2 separate regions of the Homo sapiens genome follow, and region 1 is linked to region 2. A link is an interaction called in ENCODE POLR2A ChIA-PET data of the cell type or tissue named here. Cell type or tissue: HepG2. All regions are shown on one strand. Each heading gives the region's core, and the rest is flanking DNA. Links, peaks and the distances in the headings are about the cores only.

What was found. Peaks named below come from ENCODE experiments on the same cell type or tissue, not always from the same donor. Only the 100,000 strongest peaks of a DNase experiment are listed, where the experiment ranks them.
Region 1: POLR2A ChIA-PET joins it to region 2 with 5 read pairs; 2 of 35 experiments call an interaction of 5 or more read pairs at or near these places.

The regions. Positions count from the first base shown.
Region 1 is chr16:78,479,570-78,482,498 of GRCh38, forward strand. All of the region lies in intron 8 of WWOX (WW domain containing oxidoreductase), which reads left to right. WWOX-AS2 (WWOX antisense RNA 2) reads right to left here. Exons shown (of 2, transcript XR_007065129.1): 2 at 1-2,929. Among named protein-coding and RNA genes, the nearest start is that of WWOX-AS2, 19 kb to the right of the region's middle. In HepG2, for the core only: no CTCF peak of the experiment used is centred there; a DNase peak (open chromatin) is centred at 1,222.
Region 2 is chr16:78,419,203-78,422,131 of GRCh38, forward strand. All of the region lies in intron 6 of WWOX (WW domain containing oxidoreductase), which reads left to right. Among named protein-coding and RNA genes, the nearest start is that of WWOX-AS2, 79 kb to the right of the region's middle. RefSeq lists an enhancer at 1,973-2,706. In HepG2, for the core only: no CTCF peak of the experiment used is centred there; no DNase peak of the experiment used is centred there.

The DNA.
Region 1 (2,929 bases), core at 141-2,640, 60 kb after region 2:
ATGGAGATAAGACATGTCCCATTCCCTAGAATAGACTGTCACTGCTCTCGTTGCCTCCAAGGAGGAAACTGTTATAGGAATGATTGACATGGAGGTTCATCTGTAGAATATGGACAGCCCTCTACAAATTGGGAACAAGGGCCAGGACACGAAATATAGTGACAGCCTCTGGCCTGGGAGTCTAGACAGTGGTCAAAGGCAGGATTCATGGAGTTTTCCAAGATAAGATTCAAGACCCAAACTATGAATGAAAGCCAGGCTGAGGCTGGCACCAAGTAGAGGCCTCCAATAATGTTGACCCAGCGGGGCTGCATTGTTCACTGCCCCCTCCTGGGAAGGAGGAACCAATGACAATGGAGCATCTAAGAGACAAGAGAAAGGGAGTGTAAAGGTGAGGATTCCATGGCTTTACACTCCAGAAACTCAGGCTAGCTTGTTCTCACTGAAGCAGTCATACCTTCTCGAAGGCAACTAGGTGGATTACAGAATTGTGCTGGGTCCTATGGAGTGTCAGAAATAGTGAAGCTTCTGGAGCTTCACTGTCCAATATGGTAGCCACGTGTGACTATTAAAATGTAAATTAATTAAAATTAAAAGTTCAATTGCTCTGAAATAGCAGCCACATTTCAAATCTTCAGTAGCCAGATGTGGTTATTGGCTACCATATTGGGTAGCACCGATATAGAACATTTCTACCATAGTAGAATGCTCTTTTGGATACATCTGCTTTAAAGCATTAGTCCCCAAAGTGTGAAGGATGAACCACTTGGGTTCCGAGAGGAAACATTATAACTTCTGTTTATCCATTAAACTCTTTCATTTATTATTAAACATCTCAACACATTTATTGGGTGGCAGGTACTGTTTTAAGTGTTTTGCATATATTTACATGTACTGTCCTTTCAAATATTCTTTGAAATAGGACTATTGTTGTCCATATTTCACAGATGAGGAAAGAGATGTGCTAAGAAAAGAGGTGGCAGAGTAGGGATTCCAGCTCAGTAGCCACTTTCAGGGTCCCGTACTTTTCAATGTAAGCATATTGGCTCTCAATTTAAAAATGTTATTTTTTACAGATAGTACACAGATGCACTGACACAGGTACCCTCTCCAGTCCTCTGATGGTCAGGAATTGTGTGCAGTATGCAGTACATTCCAAAGTCAGGCTGGCCATTTCCCCAGGGAGAGGGTCCATGTTGGAACCTTTGCTCCTTGTGGACTTTAGCTTTGAAATGTATTGTAGTTTTGCATGTGTGCTTAGTTGGATGGATTGAGACATCAGATTATGTGGTCTGAACTAAAGCAACCGTCACAGAATGAACAAGAGACTTACAAACATTTGTGCAAAAAGATCAGTGTTTGGATATAGTTCTTAGAATAGCAAATAGTAAGAAAAGAGCAGGATTGGTACTTCACCTACTCCTAATAAAAGCCCTTCATCTTGTGCAAAGTAAACACAATCACAGTTTGATCAGAAGTGGTCAATGGAAAAACAAAAATCTAAATTAGCAAAGAGAAATTTGAAATTGCATGCATTATTTTTAAAGATGAACATTGCTTTAACCTATACCATTCCTGGAGGTAGTAGCTAATAGAATGATCCAAGTTTATAATTTGTAAATAAGTAGACATCTTTTGAGGCGTATGCCCTTAATTTTTCTAACTGATGAAAGCGTACTTCCATCAACTCAAGACAGTTCAAAGCAGCTTGGAGCCTCTTGGATTTTAAAAAGACTCTGTGGCCTCTGTCTCTCTTGGTTTTCAGTGCTCAGCTGAGGTCTACTCTGTTTATCCTCTGCCTACTAGAAGGATATCCTTTCAATAGAGGTGAAAATCCTGAAATAAAAGGTTTCATAAATGGGGAAAAAAGTCATTGATTGAAAGAGTCATGGCATAGATGCTGAAGTTTTGATGGGAACTTTGCAGGATGTTCGTTTGTTTATCATTAGCCCTGGGAGAGTCATCCCTCACCTCCCACCACCCCTTAATTTAAAGGGATTTAAAATATTTTCAAGTACATCCTGATATCAGCACGTGGTACACTGAGCCTAGTTGATGGAATTGTGAAAAAAAAAAAGAATGTTTTCCCAACAATTTGGCTGTATTTGCCAGAACTGTTTCAAGAATGCTATGACTTTTGCTCAGGGCAAGGGAAGTGTGTGTGTGTGTGTGTGTGTGTGTGTGTGTGTGTGTGTGCGCGCGCCTGCATGTGTACTGTGGATGTGATAAGAGCTGTGTTTGTGAAAACTGTGAAGACATAACACATATCTATGAACCTTTTCTATTAATCTTCTTGGGGCTGGAGCTTTAAAATAAAATAAATAACTTTTCTGCAGAGAGAGAACCTTTCCTTACCCAAAGATTTCGTAACTTTCTCACATCCTTGGTTAAGGCTGAGCTGCCTAGCTGTCTGCATTTCTGATAGGTTTTGCTTTCATACACATTTCAAGGACTTAAGAAATCTGTTTCTAAAGAATAACTTAGAATGTGCTTGTTATGGTCCCACCTATTCTGGGGAATAGGTGGATATTATACATTTATTTAGGTGGAATGGTGGGTCAGATGGCTTCATGTCTTTTTACATCACAGTTCCACAGCCCTCATTAGTGAAGCAGAGGTTGAAGGAGGTCACTTGCTTTTTATCCCAATGTCAAATAACTCCATAATTTTTTTTATTATTTTTTGAGACAGAGTCTTGCTCTTTTGGCCAGGCTAGAGTGCAGTGGCGCGATCTTGGCTCACTGCAACCTCTGTCGATTCTCCTTCCTCGGCCTCCGTAGTAGTCAGGACTACAGGCATGCACCACCATAGCTGGCTAATTTTTGTATTTTTAGTTAGACACCAGGTTTCACCATGTTAGCCATGCTGGCCTCGAACTCCTCACTTCAGGTGATCTGACTGCCTTGGCCTCCGAAAGTGCTGGGATGAC
Region 2 (2,929 bases), core at 336-2,835:
TGACCAAACTCTGCAAATTGTGTACAAATTTAGTGCAATCTCTATTAAAATTTCAGTTGACTTTTTTACAGAAATTGAAAAGCTGATCCTACATTTTGTATATGAATGCAAAGGAACCTGAATAACCAAAACAAGCTTGAAAAAGAAGAGTGTTGGAGGGCTTCCATTTCTCAATTTCAAAACTTTCTATAAATCCTTAGTAATAAAGACAGTGTCATATTGGCATAAGAATAGATCTATAGATAATAAAATAGACTTGAGAGTCCAGAAATGAATCCATGCATATTGTGAATTGATTTTCAGCAAGGATGCCAAGACAATTCAAAATAGTCTTTTCAACAGTGATGCTAGAACCACTGGATAGCCCCATGCAAAAGAATGAGATTAGATCACACTTGCATAAACTACACAGCAAAAAATAGCAAAAAAAAAAAAAAAAAAAAAAAAAGGGTCAGAGACTTAAATGTAAGAGCTAAAACTATACAACTCTTAGAAGCAAACATAGGGGTATATTTTTCTGATTTTGGCTTAGACAATGATTTCTTGGATACAACCCTGACAGCACAAGTGACAAAAGAAAAAAAGATATCCAGAATGATCCAGAATGAAAAGTGTTTGTGCTGCAAATGATACCATCACGAAAGTGTACAGATGACCTACAGAATGGGGGAAATACTTACAAATTAAATATTAAATAAGGGATTTGTATCTAGAATAAAGAACTTTTACAATTCAATAATGAAAACTCATTTAAAAAATGAGCATAAGATCTAAATAGATATTCCTCCAAATATGATACACAAATTGCCAATGAATACATAAAAGATGTTCAATCTCATTAGGGAAATGCAAATGAAAGCCACAATGAGATTCCACTTATTGCTAGGATGGCTAAAATAAAAAAGTCAGATAACAAATACTTACAAACACATGGAGAGATGAAAGTTCAAATACAGTCCTGGCGGAAATGTAAAATTGTATGGCCAAACTGGAAAACAGTTTGGCCATTATTCAAAAAGTTAAACATTGAATTACCATATGACCCAATAATCCCACTCCTAGATGTATCTTGAAGAGAAATGAAAACATGCATTTCCATAGCATCTTACAAATGAATGTACATAGTAGTGATATTCCTAATAGCCAATAAATGGAAACAATCCAAATATCCATCATTGGTGAATGGATAAACAAAGCGTGGTATATTCATATAATGGAATATTATTTGCCCATTAAAAAGAAATGGATTACTGATATATGCTACAACATGGATGAACCCTGCAAACATCATGCCAAGGGACAGAAGCCAGTCACAAAAGACTACGTATTGTATGGTTCCATTTAGTATATAAAATGTCCGGAATAGGCGAATCTATAGGACAGAAAGTACACTGATGGTGTTTTGGGAATAAGAGTGTAGGTAGATAGAGGGTGGCTAGTGATTGCTAATTTTTTTTTTTTTTTTTGAGTTAAAAAAGTGCTATAAAATTAGAATGTAGTTATGGTTGTACAATTATTTGAGTATACTAAAACAGCTGTACAGTATACATAGGTAGATTTTATGGTATGTGCATTATATTTCAGTAAAGTTCTTTAATAAATTAGCTAATGCTTATTGTAGAAAAGTTGGAAAATACCAAAAACCATAAACAGGAAATAGGAAAAAAAGTAATCCTGACTGTATATCTGGAAATCTTTTCGTGGGGTATGGGGTATGAATCACACATATTAATTTTAATTTCCTGCTTTTTCAATTAAATTGAGAAAGTTTGGGAACCTCTGGCTTAATCATTATTTATCCACTTCTCTGTTGTTGGATGTTAGATTGCTTCTAGTTCATATGTAATTTTATAATTTTAGTTGACATGTCATTATGGATTCTTGGGCATAAACGTTTATATGAATTTTGAATATTAGGAAATAATCTTGGAAGCTATATTAGTTTTCTAAAGCTATTATAACAAATTACCACAGATGGAGTGCCTCAAAACAACAGAATTTTACTCTCTTACAGTTTCAGAGACCAAACATCTGAAATCAAGTGGTTTGCAGCGTTGGCTCCTTCTGGAGGCTGGAAGGAGCATCTGTTCCATGCCTTTCTCCTAGCTTCCCATGACTGCCAGCCACCCTTGGAATTTCTTGGCTTTTATCTTAGTCAGTCTAATCTCTGCCTCTGTCTTTCCATCTCCTTCTCTGTGGGTGTTCCTTCTCCCCTTCTGTTTTGTAAGGATAGGCCTGTCATTGGATTTAAGGCCCACCTTAATCCAAGATGATCTCATTTTAAGATGTGGGACTTAATCACATTTGCGAAGACCCTTTTTCCAAATAAGGTCGCATTCACAGATCCCTACCATTCAACTCACTATGGAAGCAATGGGATGGGAGGTACCATTCAACTCACAGATTCCTACCATTCAACCCACTATAAAGCAGTGGCATATGAAAAGGATGGGAGGTTGCTATGGGAATGGTCTGCCCCAGATGCAGGTAAAATGGGGAAGCATTTTATATAGAATGGAAAAACAACAGTAAAGCTGGCTAAAACTTGATCTGCTTTTTACAGTCATGTGCTGACAATTCTAAACATTATCAATGATAAAATACTTCTCCCTCATGATATTAACTGTGCAATTTTTGCTGCCCCTGCTACATACATGCTTTATTGCTTGGAAACAGGATTACTTGGTGAAATAATGTGAATCTTTCAATTCTCATGATACATGTTTTCAACTTAATATCCAGGGTGCAGGAATATATATTCCCACCAACTTTATACAAGATAATACAAATATAATAGTATGAATAAATATGCTAATTTGATAGAAAATATTTTAATATTTACTACTAGTGTAGTTGGACGTGTTAAATATTGCAATGGTTATTTGTAATCTACCTTTATAAAATTTCTAATGTCTGCCACTGTTTCTGT